Linked DNA regions of Mus musculus: region 1 is linked to region 2. Evidence: chromatin loops called from intact Hi-C (ENCODE). Cell type or tissue: heart. All regions are shown on one strand. Each heading gives the region's core, and the rest is flanking DNA. Links, peaks and the distances in the headings are about the cores only.

What was found. A loop is a pair of places that touch in the nucleus more often than their neighbours do. Peaks named below come from ENCODE experiments on the same cell type or tissue, not always from the same donor. Only the 100,000 strongest peaks of a DNase experiment are listed, where the experiment ranks them.
Region 1: it touches region 2 in a loop (4-fold over the local background); 2 of 42 quality-filtered maps call a loop at or near these places.

Annotation. Positions count from the first base shown.
Region 1 is chr2:173,655,309-173,663,635 of GRCm38, reverse strand. Rab22a (RAB22A, member RAS oncogene family) reads right to left here and starts at 3,791. Exons shown (of 7, transcript NM_024436.3): 1 at 3,495-3,791; 2 at 2,125-2,204. The coding sequence starts at 3,530. It also overlaps the pseudogene Ppp4r1l-ps. In heart, for the core only: no CTCF peak of the experiment used is centred there; a DNase peak (open chromatin) is centred at 3,835; H3K4me3 peaks cover 2,446 bases; H3K27ac peaks cover 1,980 bases.
Region 2 is chr2:172,342,634-172,350,960 of GRCm38, reverse strand. Fam210b (family with sequence similarity 210, member B) reads right to left here and starts at 5,384. Exons shown (of 3, transcript NM_025912.4): 1 at 5,114-5,384. The coding sequence starts at 5,299. In heart, for the core only: a CTCF peak has its summit at 5,020; DNase peaks (open chromatin) are centred at 5,440 and 6,110; H3K4me3 peaks cover 3,812 bases; H3K27ac peaks cover 5,401 bases.

The DNA of each region.
Region 1 (8,327 bases), core at 7-8,006, 1.3 Mb before region 2:
GGTACCTGTGATGGTTTGTATATTCTTGGACCAGGGAGTGGCACCATATGGAGGTGTGACCTTGCTGGAATAGGTGTGATCTGGTTGGAATAGGTGTGTCACTGTGGGTGTGGGCTTAAGACTCTCACCCCAGTTGCCTGGAAGTCAGTCTTCCAGTAGCAGCCTTTGTATGAAGACATAGAACTCTCAGCTCTGCCTGTGCCATGCCTGCCTGGATGCTGCCATGCTCCCACATTGATGATACTGGACTGAACCTCTGAACCTATAAGCCAGCCCCAAATAAATGTTTTGTATAAGACTTGCCTTGGTCATGGTGTCTGTTCACAGCAGTAAAACCCTAACTAAGACAGTACCCAATAAACGAATAAACATTTTGAAAAATACTCACTGGGCTTGCTGGGTTTGCAGTGGTTCCCAGGGCCAGAGAAGGTGGATTCAGTGACATGGTGGGTAGAACTGTGCTGACAATGGCTACAGAGTAACTGCTAAGAAAGTGGTGTGTTCTCTTCCAGCTTAAGCACAGGACTAGGCTGTGATGCTGCTGGATGACAGCAGGGCAGAAGGGCAGCCGAATGGTGGGAAAGAGAAAGTGATGAAAAGCTGGGAACTCAGCATTCCAGAGAGGACGGGGTCACTGGGCCGTCACTCATAAGGGAGGAAGCCTTTAGAGGCAGAAACAAGGAAGCAAAGATAGAGGAGGAGGGGACTTTGTAGTCTTTCCTATAAAATATGAGTCTGACACAGTGAGAGCCTGACTGAACCAAGGCAAGGAAGGTTCTCTTAGTTTTTCTCTCTATTCGTCTGATAGTGAAGGAGGCGGTGTCTTAGCACTTGTGGGTTCTGAGGTTCTGAAAGGCTGTGCGTGAAGTGTGTCATTCACTGACTCATCAGTGCTTCTCCGCTCTGCTCGCCACCTTGCAGTGCAGTGCAGGTGCCGACAAGCCCTGAGGAGCAGGAGGTGATACTTGGAAGCACACGGACACACCCAATTCTTCTGCAAGGGTACTGTCTTCACTGCAGACATAGTGGTGGATCTCATCTCCATGCCTCCACATGCATACGAGACCCTGAGATTTTAACACACTCTCAAGCAGCAGTCTTGTGAAGTCTCTCCCACAGTTGTAAAGTGTTTCCCTTTGTGGCACAAAGCCATATCTCATCCTGATGATGAACCACATACAACTTTTCTTTACAGATAGAAAACCCGTTGACTGTCAGGAAGTGTCTAGTCATTACCTAGTTGTACAAACTTAACATAGTAGTAGATCCTACAAAGCTCATGCTCTCAAAGAGAAAAATTAGGGCTAATCCCATGCTCTCCCTGTGACAGTTAAGTAGTTAAAAAGATTTTTGTTCAGTCTGTAAGAAGCTGGGGAGATGGCTTAGCAGGTAAACCACAGCGCTCTTCTGGAGGGTCCATCTGGTTCCTAGCACCCACAGCAGGCAGTTCATAACCACGTCCAGCGGACCCCGCGCTTCTGGCTTTCAAGGGTGGGCACTCACATTCACACTCACAGACTTCCACTCAGACACACGCGCACCTAATCAAAAATAATGAAGTCTTCGAGAACTCTCTAGTCAACTTCAACAGTCCAAAAAACCCCCAACCAACCAAACCAACCAAACAAACAAAAAACAAAAAAACACCAGATACCCAAAAAACAAAAAAGCCCCCCAAACAAAGCCTAATCAACCAAACAACCCCAAACCAGACCATTTTTAAGTTAATTCATTAATTTAAAGCTGTCACCAGTTCAAAAGGGTTTGAATTCAATTCTACTTCTTTTCAAGGACCAAAACTGGGTATGCCCCCCCAAAGACCTGCATCGGAACGTGTTTTCATCTGCTCTCTTTCAAGGTGTAACTGGGTCTGTAAACTCCTATGTCAACTGATTCTTTTTCATTGTTGAAGTTCTTATTCCCAAAGTCTGAAGATATTCTCCTAGGATACAGTAAACCTCACTGTATTCTCTCAAATCATTTTGGGAATGTCAAGACCCAGCAATTCAAAATTTCATCAAGTTCAGGACAACAGGAGTTACACCCGGTCACACGTTCCTGCTTGCGATGACTTTCCACGAACTCTGGGATAGACGTATACAGTAAATAAACTTGTTCTCTTACCCTATGGTTGGATTGATATTCGGATCAAAACTGTCTTCCACAAACCGCCACACGATGCTCGATTTACCCACACCCGTATCCTGAAAGAGAGTAAGATGGGGCACTGAGGAAAAACTAACCTATTTGTAGACACCCAAGACTACTTTGTAGCCTAAAGTGGAGGACTGCAGAAAAAGCATTTCCATCTGCAGATGGAGAGACACAACAGGCTTCTGTAATAAGTCAGTGAAGTAACTATATTACGGGGCCAGAGCGCATGCTTTTCATTCCAGTACCTGGGAGACAGAAGCAGGCAGATTTCTTAGCCTAAGAACTGAGCACAGTGCCAGTCATGGCCAACTAGTGAGAAACCATCTTGAAAGTACTGGGGAAGGATTCTGCAGTTCTTAAGTGACACTAGGACCTCCGGAAAGACCTACGACGGCCTAGTGCTACAGGACTGCGATCTTAGCAAATCTGGGAGGCAGAGGCAGGAGGGTTCCAAGTTCAAGGCCTGCTGAGGCTGAGATTTCAAGGCTATCCTGGGCAACTTCTGGAGATCCTGCTAAAAAAATAGAAGCAAGCAAACTGGGGACACACAACTCAGTGGCGGGACTTGCCTAGGATGTACAAGGTTTAGGTTTAGTCTCTAAGACTGAACTCCTGCTCCCTCCCAAAGTAAAAAGGCCTCTTCAATGCCTGTCCTGTGTGAAAGGTGACTGGACTCACTGGCCTTTTAACATATACCAGTAAAACTATGCGCTCCCAAGTTGCGGAGTAATCGGGATGAACCCTAGCCCCACCCTGCTAAGGGGCAAAAACCATGTAGTTATTGGAATTTTTTTTTTTTCAGTCATTAAAACAGAAACTCAGGAAGGAGATCATTAGAAGGCTCTGAAAAGGCCAAACTACTGTGAGAGGACCGGAAGCTGAACCTTCAAAGTCCTGGTAACTCCTCCCTGTTCTAGTGAAGAGTGAACTTTAATGGAAAGTAACTCTTGCAGAAGTGTCAAAGACGTCCCAAAAGTTCAAAACCATCCCACATTGCTGAAAGGAGGCCAAGTGTGCGCATAAAACCCAAAGCCCTGCTGGGGAGGGTTAACTTTCAGAAACTTGTCTAACTTTAAAGGTGTCCCTCGCAAAGTTGGAAGGAAACTACCTGTGGGCTACTTCACTGTGGGATGGAAAGAGGGCGTCGCTCCGGGGCGCCGGGGGCCACCCTGACACCTGGGGGCCTTGGGTGGGGCACAGCCTGCTGGTCCCGCCGCCCTAAGGGGTCTGTGGGGGGCTGCGTCCCGCGCTGAGCGTAAAGGGGTGCAAGGGGCCCTGGAGTGCCGGGGCCCGCCCGCCCGGCCTCCGCGACCCTCCGGACCCCGCCCGCTGCAACTTACCCCGAGCAGGCACACTTTAAGTTCCCTCAGCGCCATGGCCCGGGAACCAGGGGTGCGGGCCCGCCGCCGCCCTAAGTTGAGGAGGGAGAGGCCCGGCCCAGCACCAGCATCCCCCGGCGCCGCCGCCTCACCGCCAAGTCCCGGCCGAGCACTCCGGGCGGCCGTGCGTCCGCCGCCGCCCTCCGGTCCGGCCGACCCCGTCACTTGTCCGGCGGAGTCACCTCAACAGCCGGGACACCGCCTTGGCCTCCCGGGCGCTACCGCCGCCGCCATCTTGGGACGCCAGCTGGGTCACCTGACCTCCCCGCCCACTTCGGCAGCCACCTTCTCCGCGAGGGCGGGGCGGCCGGCTCGCAGCTCACAGGCGGGTGGGCGGAGCACCAATGGGCGGAGCCTCAGCGTCGCCCCACCCTCCAGCTCCGCCTCAGCCCCATCTTCTCTAAGGAGTGGGCGGGGCGGGATGGGGCGTAATCTTGAAGCTACCACGCCTCTAGCTCCACCTTCCACCCGTCCCAAGATGGCGGCGGGTGAGTGAGGCCAGGCTGGTGGGCGGAGCGCGAGGGATGGGCGTGGCCTCTGGGCTCGCCCCCGCCTCCAGCCCCGCCCTCTGGCACATCCTAAGATGGCGGGTGAGTGGGGTCTAGGCTCAGGGGTCTCCGACGGCTCCCCTTCCCCTCCCCGAGAGCCCCCCTCACCCCACCTCCGCACGAGCCCGGGACTCGCCGCCCGCGCAGCCCCGTGTAGCTCCTTGTGTGTCTTTTGATTTTTTTTCAGAGATCCCTCTGTACTTTGTGGACTTGCAGGATGACTTAGAGGACTGTAAGTAACAGTTGGGGCGCCCCGCCCCTCCTTGGGTCCCTCCCAGAGGACTGTGGGGTGCACTTAGACGGGACAGGAGCCTCAGGTCGAGCCTATCTCGAGCCCGCTTCTTCTCAGGTGCCCTTCCCTCCTGGGCTAGGACTTGGGTCTGTTGGAAACTTTGTCTTCCTGTCACTTTCTCCTCTGGCTGCGCTAGGAGCTGTGAGAGGGAAAGCCAATCCCAACCTGGGAGGAACCTCCTTGGGTTCCTAGTTAGGGCTTGGGAGTGACGCCCTACTTGTGGGCCTGGCCAGCTCCATGTCTTCATGGAGCCCACTGCTTTCCATGTTTTGAGTGGGTCTCTTCCACTTGACCCTTCTCAGCCTCCACTTCTTCTCTGGAATTATTTTAAGAGACAGTAGCTGAGAGAGATGCCACCTTCGAAGTGCAAGTTCCAATTTGTGGCTAATGGACAAACGAAGCTTTGGCTTGTCTATCCAATATAGTTTTTCAGCGCCTACCTCTACTTGCTCGGGCCATTTGTTGGGCTTATGAATTTACAAAGATGAACTAGATCTCCCTCACAAGCCAGAGGGGAGCAGGAAAAAAAAAAAAAAAAAACCCAGGGAGGCTTGCTGGTGGTTGAGGTCAAATCACCTCAGATGACACAAATCACCACAGTCAACTGGGGCTTCCTGAGTCCCAGCCCTAGGAGTTACTTCTGTCCCCTTCCCTTCCCTACCTGAAACTCCCTGACAGGAGTTGATGTTGACTGAGAATGTTTGGTAGACCATTGCAGTGTTGAGCACATTTGATCCCTGAGTGTGTGTGTGTGTGAGTGTGTGTGTGTCAACTCTATTAGTGTAGCATGACACTTGGAGAGAAAAGAAAAGTGAGTGGTGAAGAGGCCTGGCCCTTGAGTCAGCCCTCAGGTGCAGTCCTGGATCACTCCAGTTGCAGTGGGATCTGGGGCAGGTCACCATACCGCTTAGAGCCTCATTGGTCGTTTCCTCTGCAAAACCACCAGAGTAGCATCCTACCTCCTAAGTCTTATGGATTCGAGGCCGGCCTGGTCTGCAGAGTGAGTTCCAGGCTGGGCCAGGGCTGCATAATGAGGGATTTTGTAAAGATTAAACCATCAAAGAAGGTGACATGAGTCCTTGTGCATAGTAAACACTCAGTAAATGTTGGCTGCTACCCTGGGAAGTGTGTGGGATTAGCCTGTCTTCTAGAGAAGGCTGAGAATTGGAGCGGTCAGTGTCTCTCATCTGGTGTGCCATGGATGTTAAAGAAGACAACAAGTTGGTTCCTTTTGACTCTGTTCTCTGTTTTACTGTGCACACTGCCTTACAAATGCTCTTCGCCCAGTAGCTGGGGCGGGCCTGCACTTGAGGTGGTATCTTATCTATCCTCTCCTTGGGCAGTTTGTCTAAGCCTTTGGGTTCTCAACCTTCCTAGTGCTGTGACTCTTTAGTACAGTTCCCCCTGTTGTGAAGGCCTCCATCCATAAAATGAGTTTTGTTGCTACTTCATAGCTGTGTTTCTGCTACTGTTGTGAATCGTCATGTGAATATCCGGTATGGAGGTTTTCTGACAAGCGACCTTGGGAAAGGGTCGTTTGACCCACAAAGGGGTTATGACCCACTCCACTCGCTGAGAGCTGCTGAAAAGGGCTTGCTGCTTCTTGGTGTAGGTCAGGTTCCTGTGGGCATGATGCAGGTTATCCTTTTTAAAACGACAAGTCCTGAATGGCCTAGGTAAAAATTAATATTGTTAGAGTTACATTACTGATAACAGTAATGGATCCTGAGGCTTGTCTGATTTACTTCAAGATTCTTGATTAAGTTTGGCTAATCTCGAGACGAAGGCATGATGAGGGGGGTGCCTTGCTTCCAAATCATTCAGGGTCTCCAGGCCAAAGCAGCACAGAAAAGATGGCATTTTCTGGGACTGGCTTGTTGAAGTGATCTGAATTCTCTTGAGAATGTCCATAGGGGACATCTCTTTCTCTAGTTTTCAAGTGGAGTTGCGCAGTGGGGGAGCAGGGCACTTCAGAGTCTGCCTGAGGGTTTCCAATGTTGGGGTTTGCTTGTAGTGTGGAGAGGCTGACTGTTGATAAGATCTGTTCATCCAGTTAGCATTTAAATGTATTTAAATGTATACCAGGGATGAATGAATGGGAAATGAGAGGGCTCTGTGGCACATATAAAAAGACCTAAGAGACCAATCAAGAACACACAGTATGTGGTCATATTTGGATCCTCGCTTGAACAGAACCACTGTGAAAAGAAAAAGCATTGAAGTGAGATTGGGTATTAGGTAATATTAAGAATTGCTATTTATTTTTTCAGCAGTGATAATGGTATCATGTTTTTCTTCAAAGGAAGAGCCCTGACAGCAATAAGCATTCATGAGTGAAATGACTTGGTGTGTGAAATCAGCTTTCAAACTCCATAACAAATAGTAAACAAGATGTTGGGAGGAGGGATCCAGCAGTACAATGGCGGGATGCTGAGGCTTGGAGAAGCTAATAGCTGGGGGCTAGCCTTTCATTTCTCCATACTTGAAATTTCCCACAGTAAAAGGTTTTTAAAAATGAGATGAGAGTGTCACAAATGATCAGACATTTGCAGGAGGAGTTGGAAAGCTGGATTTCAATTCTGAATATGCTGTGCGTATTGTAAGCTGCATTTAGCTTCAAAAGACCCTTGTGTAAAATATATCAGTGCTCAGGAGACTGCATTTCTTTTCAGATGTTTAGTTTTCAAGAGGTAGCAGTGAAGGAAGTTGGGAGAGGGCATATTTCTATTTTTGAGGAAAGCAAGGTGCCAATAAATGAGGTCTGGATCTTTGGTGAAAATAGGATTAGCTCAGCCCGTGGAATATAGATAAGAGTCTTTGAATCTGAATGCTGGAGGGAGTGGTGGTTGTTCAATCCTGAGTGAAAGACTTCTTCCAGAGCAAAGCACACTATATCTCACCTACACACTGTGGCTGTTCTTTGCAGAGACTGCAACCATGCTGGACCCCATTGCAGGCAGCATGCTAACTTGAGCCACAGATGTAGGCGCTGAGGTTTTTCTTTGTACAATGTGAATTTGATCCAAATATTAGCACCTGTTTCTTACTAAACTCTCCCTGCCAAGTGAAATAATTGAAGAGCTAATTGAGGAGTCTAATACTTGAGCTGAACTCAGACATTTGACCAGCCTTTAAATTAGAAATTGACCAATATTTATTTACCCATGAAGGACCAAATAGTAAAAATGTTTGGCTTTTCAGATAGAAGGTATGTGACACAGATGTAGGCTCCAACGTTGTATACTAGACCAACCATAAACTACACACACACACACACACACACACACACACCATAGACCGCAAACGTGCATACATATGCACATCTACGTGGGCCTGGATGTGGGCTGGTGAAACTTTAGCAACACGAGGAAGGACTGAACTTGGCTCAGGGCAAGTGTTTTGTTGATGTCTCCATGAAATGAAACTGTCAGAGTTGGAGCTGTGCAATCGTGGCTTGTGGCTAAGCTGGACCCACCTGTTGGGGTGTCTTTCCTGCTGGATTTAGTGAGCAGAATATTGTTTGAGGACCACTGCTTGGCTGAACAACCCTTGACAAGTTACTCACACTTGACGTCTGGTCTCCTGTGGCTGCTGGGGATGAAGACATTCACTCTTTCCTCTGGGTGGATGAGTAGGGCAGCAAGTCCAGAGTGGCTCCCGTATAGCCTGATGCAGTCTCCTTCCACTCGGGCTCCTAGGAGGCAGATAGACAATGTCAGGAGGCCCTGGAGATTGGAAAGAAAATGTCATCAGAGGTGTTCTTCATCCTGAAATTAAAGTCAAGCCATTTCACAGAGAAACTTTAAAAAAAATTTTAAACAGAATTTTTGCAATATAATCAATTAAAAAGAAAGCTGTTGAGGTCTGTAGGCTGGCTCAATAGTTAGAATATTTATTTTTACTGAGGACATAGGTTCAAGTCTCAGCATCTGCATGGTGGTCCACAGCAGTCTG
Region 2 (8,327 bases), core at 210-8,209:
CCCAGTGAAGCAAGTTTTAGACTTCGGACCTCTAGCGAGGGAGCTAATAAATGTGTTGAGCACCAGAGGAGCGACACAGGCTTGTTATCAAGGCCAGAAGTGTGACACTTGATTAGAATAGCTTTAGGAGACACCTCTGGGTAGGTCTGTGAGAGCTTTTCCAAGGAGGAGGGAAGACCCACCATGAATGTGGGAGGCTCCATTCCCTGGGCAGGGCTCTGGTGCTGAATAAGAAGAAAGTGAGCTGAACACCTGCGTTGATGTCTCTCTGCTTTCTGACGGCAGAGGCAATTGGATGGGCTGACCCCATGATATCACCAAGATGGAATAGTCTCAAAGCCCAGCCACGATGAGTCCTTCCTTCCTAATGCTGCTTTTGCACAATATTTGGTCACCGAAATGAGAAAAGTGGCTAATGTGACAGCTCAGACCATCCGAGTCTGTGGTGTGAGCACACAACACCAGGTCCGCACTATCCCGAGAGGGGAGCAGGGCTGAACAGGATGGAGCTCCAACAGCCATGAGCCTTTACTGAGACAGGAAACACGGTAGGGCAGGCCGAGTCCTGGACAAAATACTGACCAGGGTGGGGGAAGAAATTAGCCAATCTGTGTGTGTGTGTGTGTGTGTGTGTGTGTGTACACGGGCACACAGGCAGGCATCACAGGCATGCATGTCACAGTATGTACATGGAGTTAAAGGACGACTTTGTAGAGTGGATTCTCTTCCCCCACCTTTGTGTCTGTGTAATATTTGTTTTTCTGCTGCTGTGATAAAACACCGTGGCCAAAAAGCAAGCTGTGGAAGAGTTCATTTTGGCCCACGGTTCCCGACAGATGAATCCATCCTGGTGCGGTGGCAGCAAGCGGCAGGCGTGGTAGTGGGAGCAGGAAGCTGAGATACCGTATCAGGAAGCATAGAACAAACTGGACGTGGGGAGGACCAGAAACCCAGAGGCCACGCCCACGGAGAGGCTGCAACTCCCCAAACAGTGCCACCAACCACGACCAAGTGTTCAAATGTCTGAGCCTATGGGGACATCCTCATTCAAACCACACAGCGGGAACTGGAATTGGGCTCAGTGTTGCCAGGTGTGCAAGGCAAGAAAGAAGTGTACCCGCCAAGCCACCTGGCTGCTCACATGGGACGATCTTAACATGCGCTGGATCATCTTCTGAGCCTGGGAACTTTGGATCAGACAACAGAGGTCACAGCCACACTTGGATTAGACAAAACACACCTCTGCAAGAGAATGCTTCTGACCGAAGGCTTTTTTTTGAGTCTTTGGCTCTCGATGCCACCTCTGGTTATTGATCCTGCAGCTGGGCAGATTGCTCCCTGATTTTGCAGCAGAGCAACTCTGCAAAGGCAAGGAAGTGGATGCACCAGAATGCTAGGGATGGCACAGGACTCCCCTACTGAGGGGGAAATGGTACTACTGTGTTTTGAGCAGGAGTCCCCAAACTGCACCTACACAGCCACTTGCTGCAGCTCTGGGTCCTCACTTCCTACTCGTGGGATAAGGCTCAGCACCCTCCCATGTCCCTCGCCAGCCCCAAGTGCACAAATCCTACTTTCTGTGGTTTCAGAGCAGGGGGCAGCTAGAGGACCCTTCTCTTTGTCCCTCTGCCTGTGAGCCCAACCTTGATTTTTTGCAGATCTGGGTAAAGGCCTGAGGACTGGGCCTTGTCATCATCATGTCTGGAGGTGCCTGGAAGGTAATCACTAAACTTAGAGAAGAAAGCCCTGGCTCACCCGGCCTCTGCGCTGGCCCCGCTAGCAGGATGTGCTACAGGGAGGGAGTGTGGATGTGTCCATCCCTCATGTTAGATGGAAATCCTTCATGAGTCTCTCTGCATTGTAGCCTTCAAGTCCTAAGCAAACTGTATCTCCATTGGGCTTTGCAAGGCTCCCCTATCTAATTTTAGTATTTATTTTATGGGTTTGGGTGTTTATCTGCACGTATGTATATCTATGTACCAGAGGCCTCAGATTCCCCTGAAACTGGAGTTACAGAGAGTTGTGAGCTGTCCTGTGGGTGATGGGAATTGAACCCCATGTCCTCTATAAGAGCAGACAGTGCTCTGAATCACAGGATCATCTCTCCAGCCTCCTCCCCTCTCTAAAACAAACAAATGTCTGGCCCTAATGTTTGCTCCTCTAGCCTGGTAGAAGCTACTGTTTATTTTCTGGCTGGAAGTCTGGCTGCCTTTCTATTCTCCCTTCTGGGCCAGAAGGCCTTTTGCCAAACCTGAGAGTATGAGACAAAGGGGGCCTCAGCAGACAGCTGTGGCTGTTCTGGGGCACGGAGACTGGGCCATAACTGAGATTGCCTGGGCCAAGTGTCAATGGGCTTTTGACTGACATTGGCCTAATGGAGGTGCGGGCACTGGGATGGTCTGCAGATTGTCTTATCAGCTTGGCCACCCCATCTGCAGCCCAGGGGAGGAGAGAATTACTTATCAGAAGGGACCAGAGCCCCTGTGAGCTTTTTAGTAGGGGAGTGCTTGTCTCAGGGAGGGGGGAGTGGTAAGGGCTGGCCAATAAAAGAAAGCCGAGGCAGCTTTTCTTCCTGTCCCCCAGAACCAGAACATCTAGAAAAGTCTCTCCTGTAGGGAATGACCATTCTGGCAAGACATGAAGGACCATGCATTTTTCTTCCAAGTCCTAGAGGGATTTAAAGAAGCTGAAGCAAAGGGATTCATGAGAGTGGCTGGCAAGCAATGGGGCACCGGTAGATACTCTTTCCCCACGAAGTACTGCTGTTTGCCACCTGCAAGGGCTCTGGACTTCCCTGACACACTGACACACTGACCTCAAAGTGCTCAGGCGGGGATGCATCTCAGTGGTAGAGCGTCTAGCACATGCAATACTCTCATTTCCTAGCACAGTATCAACCCAGCTTGGCGGTGTAAGCCTATAGTCCTTTGGAGGTGGAGGCAGGAGGATCAGAAGTTCAAGCCTATTGAGTTGAAGGCCAGCCTGGCTGGAATACAGGAGACCTTGTCTCAAAACAACCAGAGGAAGCCATATTAGAAAAAGAAGGTTGATTGAGTTGATCACGCTGTGTGGTAACACTTGCTCCCATCCATTTGATAAGTACCGTATGTGTTGACTTTGTACTGGGCCGTGTTCTGAGTGCCATGAAAATCTTAGTTTAGTGCAATCCTCACAATATCCCCATGAACAGAAGAGGATCTGCAAAGTCCGGGGTGTGTGTGTGTGTGTGTGTGTGTGTGTGTGTGTGTGTGAGCACATAGCCAGAGGCAGCACAGCCCAATCCCAGACCCAGCACTGTGCCTGTCAGAGTGTTCCAGAGCAGGGACATTGCAACAAACCAGACGGACAGACCTCTAAGAAGACTCTGACTTTAGGGAGCAGAGAACAAACAGTGAAACCTAGGGAGGAGACACACCAAGACAAGCAAGGAGTGAGTCAGGAGGGATGCTGCTCATTAGATAAGGGACGCCAGCCAGCAAGCCACTTGCATACGAACTCCTCCCCCTCCCCCCCCCAGGGTCACAAGTGGCCTCCACTCACTTGGTCTATGTGACCCTGAACCCTGAGCTCTGAAAGGGCTCCTTGTGTGGCGTATCTCCCCATCTCTGGCACAGTGCAGTCCTTGCTGTAGGCAAGAGGTTGACATGTCACTCAAGACACTTGATTTACTATCTAGAACATTTGGAGACCCCAGCTGGCCTCCCAGTGAAGGCAGGCAGGTTGGAGGTGGAGTGGGAATGCCGGACTGAGTCCCAGGGCAGGTCCCTCCCCCACAGTTGGCTTCTTGAGGAGTATCCTTTTTGAAGTACAAGCTCAGCTCCTGGGCTCTGGAGGCCCTGGGCGGTGTGACACGGATGACAGAAATCACTGGTGTCAGCCATGATGTACCAGATGCCAGCTAGCATGCTGTCGCCTATCACATTCACCCTCTGGGAAATGACTTAGTAACATCTCATTTTACAGACATGGAAAAGGGATAGCGTTTGATCAAAGTGATTGACTTAGCAAGCAGAGACATGGATCCTATGAGCCTGAGACCAGACTTATCCTTGCTGTAAACACACCTGTCAAGGCAGAGTGTGTGTTTAAGGTTAGGGTTAGGGTTAGGGTTAGGCTACCAACAGGGCTGATGTGGCAGAACAAGGTGAGAGGTTGTACCAGATCGTGAAGGCAGCTAAGATCTGAGCGCTAGAGAAGAGACAGTATAGGGCGGGGGGGCACACTACTGGTAGTCAGGGAAGACTTTCTGGAGGAGAGGGAAGCTATGCGGTGCCCTGAAGCACGGTACGCTGTGAGTATCCTGACTTGTGCTCAGGAGCAGAGCTGAGGCCAGTGTCCTGTCTGTCAGGCAGGAGAGAGGGGAAGGAAGTCCTTCCATCATTGTGCTCGGCACTCAAGGAAAGCGACCAATCCCTAACTGAAAAGCCACGGGAGCAGACAGTACTCAGAACTGCCCGATTCATGGCAGTGATCTTTCTTTCAGACTCCCCCAGACCTCGACGCTTCCGATCTACTACTTCTGAACTCCTGCTTTTTTTTTTTTTTTTTTTTTTTTTTGAGACCTACTTGAGATATGCTGCTGTCTGAATGGAAGCTGGTTTTCACTCTGAGCACTCAGGGCAAGTAACCACAACAAAACGGGATGGACTGCCTGCTCTGAGCCTGCTCTTCCAGCTAGATAAAAGGGTGGCGCAAGGAGCACAGGGAAGCGGTAGATGTACCGGCGGCACCGGCGATGCCGCCTCCTGGGCCCAGTGCCCAGGCCTCAACTGAACTTCAAAAGGAACAAGTCCAGGGGCCGGACTGGAAGTTCATATAGAATTCAGGCCCCTTGCGATCGGCTCGGTAACGCCACTGTTCTGGCTTTCGAAACTGGGGCTCGGCGGGCGACTCCATGACCTTGGGCAGCGCACCATTCCACTCCTAGCCTCAGTTTCTCCGGCTGCTAACTGAAAGAGATTTTTCTCGGATTCTAGGAATCTGAGAACTCAGGGACCCCGGAGGTGACCCGTTTCGGTCAGGTGCAATGTAAAAATTGTCCATTGGGGCTGGCCCTGGCACGGCGCTCCGGCCACTTGGGGATCAGGGTCCGAGTGGCTGTGGGGAGTCTTACCTGGCGGCTGAGACAGTCCCCGCGGGCCGTGCGCAGCAGTCGGGCGTCCGGAACCGGATGGGACAAGGCTAAGGCCCAGAGCGGTGGAGCACAGGAGGTGGCGGTTCCCAGGAGCCAAGGGGCCAGGGGCCGCAGCCGGGTGCTCACTCTTCCTGCCGGGCCAAGCAGCGTCAACAGCCCGGCCATGGCGCGCCGCGAGCGCAGCTCCAGTGTGCCCACTCGGGAATCAGCTCCAACACAGCGCGGTGGGCGGGGCCGAGACCGGGGCCTCGAGCTCCACCCCCCGACAGGCCCCGCCCCAACACCTTTAGGGCCCGCCCCCGGAGCGGAGCTGAGCGTGGGATAGGCGGGGCTCTATAGCGGAGCGCAGGTTTTGGGCTCCACCCAACAGCTCCGCCCTCCGCAGAAGCAGCCTATCCATGAGTGGGTGGGGCATCTGGAGACGCTCGCTCTCTTTTGTTCCCGCCCCTCAGCCCCGCTTCCTTGGCTAAGTTCCGCCTCCTGAAGCGGAGTGGGCGGGGCTGGGGACCTGCCAAGTCTATCAGCCTAGTTCTCAGGACCTCAGGCCAGTTCTTTGTGGAATGCATTTTCTCAGAACTTTCCAGGATTTTGAGTTTCCGGACTGTGGAGCGCGGCTGGCGGCTGTTTCAAGCGAGGGCTAATGCATTCTTTGTTTTTCCTCTCAGCCGAATGGGTGAAACCTGGAAGACTGATGCTTACGTGAATGCTTTAAAGAAGAAAGGAACTATAGAGGTTAACTCTCACTTGAAGAAGCCCTCTAAATGAGCCTACTATATCGCGGCTGTGAACATGAAAGCAGCCACTGTGGAGAAAAGTTTTGTACTTTCACAGATAGTTAAAAGTACACAAACCAGGTTGGTCAGCAACTCCGCTCCCATAGTGTCTCAAGAGAAGCAAAGACTCACATTTCTGTCGGACTAAAATCTGACAAGAGGGCACTCTCTCTTACCTGGTGACTATGCACTGCCTGGGGACTTGGGCCCACAGGAAGGCGTTGCTGGCATTAGATGTGGCCCCTCTACCTTGGACCTCTAGGCCCATGAGCCAAAATTAACCCTTCTGTTCTTATAACTTAAAGAAATAATAGTAAACTGTTATCTTGACATGGTGGTGCAGATCTGTAACTCAAGCACCCAGGAGGCTGAGACAGAAGGATTAAGAGTTCAAGGCCAGCCTCGACCCCAGGAGAACCTGTCCTACACACATGCTCAGAAGACAGCAATACTCATAGCAGGGCAGTCCAGATATCTGTCAGCTGGAGAATGGAACTTCCATCTGTGGATCACTTGCTATCCAAGCTGAGTTCCACCCTGGGGCCCAGGCAAGGTGGGGGTGGGGGCTGGGAGGTGGGGGGAGAGAGCCACAGTCTCCACAAAGTGCTCCTCTGGCCTGTACACATGCTCCCTCCCATGCAATAATAATAAAAAAATTTTTTTAAAGTAAGGCGTGAACACCTTCATCCTAGGGACAAGTCTCAGGACTGCTTTGCCAAATGGAAAATTCCAGCCACAAACACAACATGCAGGAGGATTTCATCTTCAGAGAATGCAAAGTTCACAGGCAAAATTCTGGACCCCCCCCCCCAAAAAGGTCAGCGGCTATCTAGGATTGTGAGTGGGATTTGGGCGGGGATTCAAGGAGCAGGGGGCTGACAGGGCAGTGAGGGTCACCACAATAAGCAAAGCTCACTTTTATGCAGAGCAATCATACTTCAGTGAAACAATGCCAGCGGTCCCCAGGACAGGCACCGTGGCCCAGCCTATAACTACAGTATTTGGGAAGTAGAGGCAGGAGCTCCAGACCAGCCCCCAAGCTCAGTCTCCTTGACCCAAAAGAATAAAATGTATAAAGCTAACATTCTCAAGATGTGCTGGCTGGATTCCAGCTTGGCAGAGCTCTCAGAGTCAGAAACCACGCTGGTTATGCCTGAGCTCTGTTTGTGGTAGTCCGGTACCAGTGTCTGAAGGAGGCAGACTGATCCTGTGTGGACTGCTTCTGCTCAGGGTGTTCAAGCTATAAAGATGAGTTAAAGGTATAGTCCTAAGCCGGGCGTGGTGGCGCATGCCTTTAATCCCAGCACTTGGGAGGCAGAGGCAGGTGGATCTCTGAGTTCGAGGCCAGCCTGGTCTACAAAGTGAGTTCTAGGTCAGCCACAGAGAAACCCTGTCTCGAACCCCCCCCTCCAAAAAAAAATAAAGGTATAGTCCTCAGTCACATTGGTCCTGCAACTCCAGCTGTGTGACCTGGAGTCAGTGGCTCAGCCTCTCTGAGCTTCACCTTTTCGCTTGTAAATTGAAGACACCCTAAGAGTTCCTCTTGTAAGACTGTTGGGAGAAGTCTTGACACAAATGTTAGAGTGGGCTGTTACCTAGTGCCTGGTGCACAAAAGGAGAGGGCATTTGATCCGGAATGTCTCAAAGGTGTCAGAGAGGGCTCCCAGCACTTCATCTGGAGGGCCTCCTAGGTCCCACAATGCTCTTGTGTCTGGGTCTCCTTTATTCACTCAGGCCTCCCGCTCTGGCTTCCTAGGAACTGAGTTTGTGATTTCTGCTTTATGGTTCTTGGGGGGAGAGAGAAATACATTTAAATTTTTCCCTTTAAATTTAACAGAGGATGAGGAACAGTGTGTTGGAATGGCCAGCCTTTGACCATTCGTTCATATTGACCATTTGACCATTCATTCGTATGATCAATAATGTGTGTGTGTAGATGCTCTGAATGTACACACCCAAGTACAGGTGTGTCCAGAATACGGCAAGTGAAAGGGCTCTTCCTCCCTTCTGCCCTCTATAACCCCCCACGGCTAGTAGTAACTCACACTTAGGAGCTCTGCGCCACGTGGAGGACAGCATCCTTCCCACACTCACACACTCCAGCTTCATGCCATGAGGACGGAGACACCCTTCCAACACGCACACTACTCATTTGGCGGAATGGCTTCCCCTCCGTAACAGAACTCTCCGGCACATCATTGACCACATCGGAGTACAGTAAGCAGCTATGAGGTAGTCTCAAATTCTCCAAGATGTTTCTGCATCAGAAATACAAACAGAACGCAAATAGCATCTGAGGTCGGAAGGCATTTCAGGCACTTCGGGTACTCGCATCAGGTAACGTTTCAACTGGAGTTATTTTTGGAGAGGCTGACACAGGTGGCTGTGCTTTCCTGTCCCCGGCTTTCGGACAGGGTCTG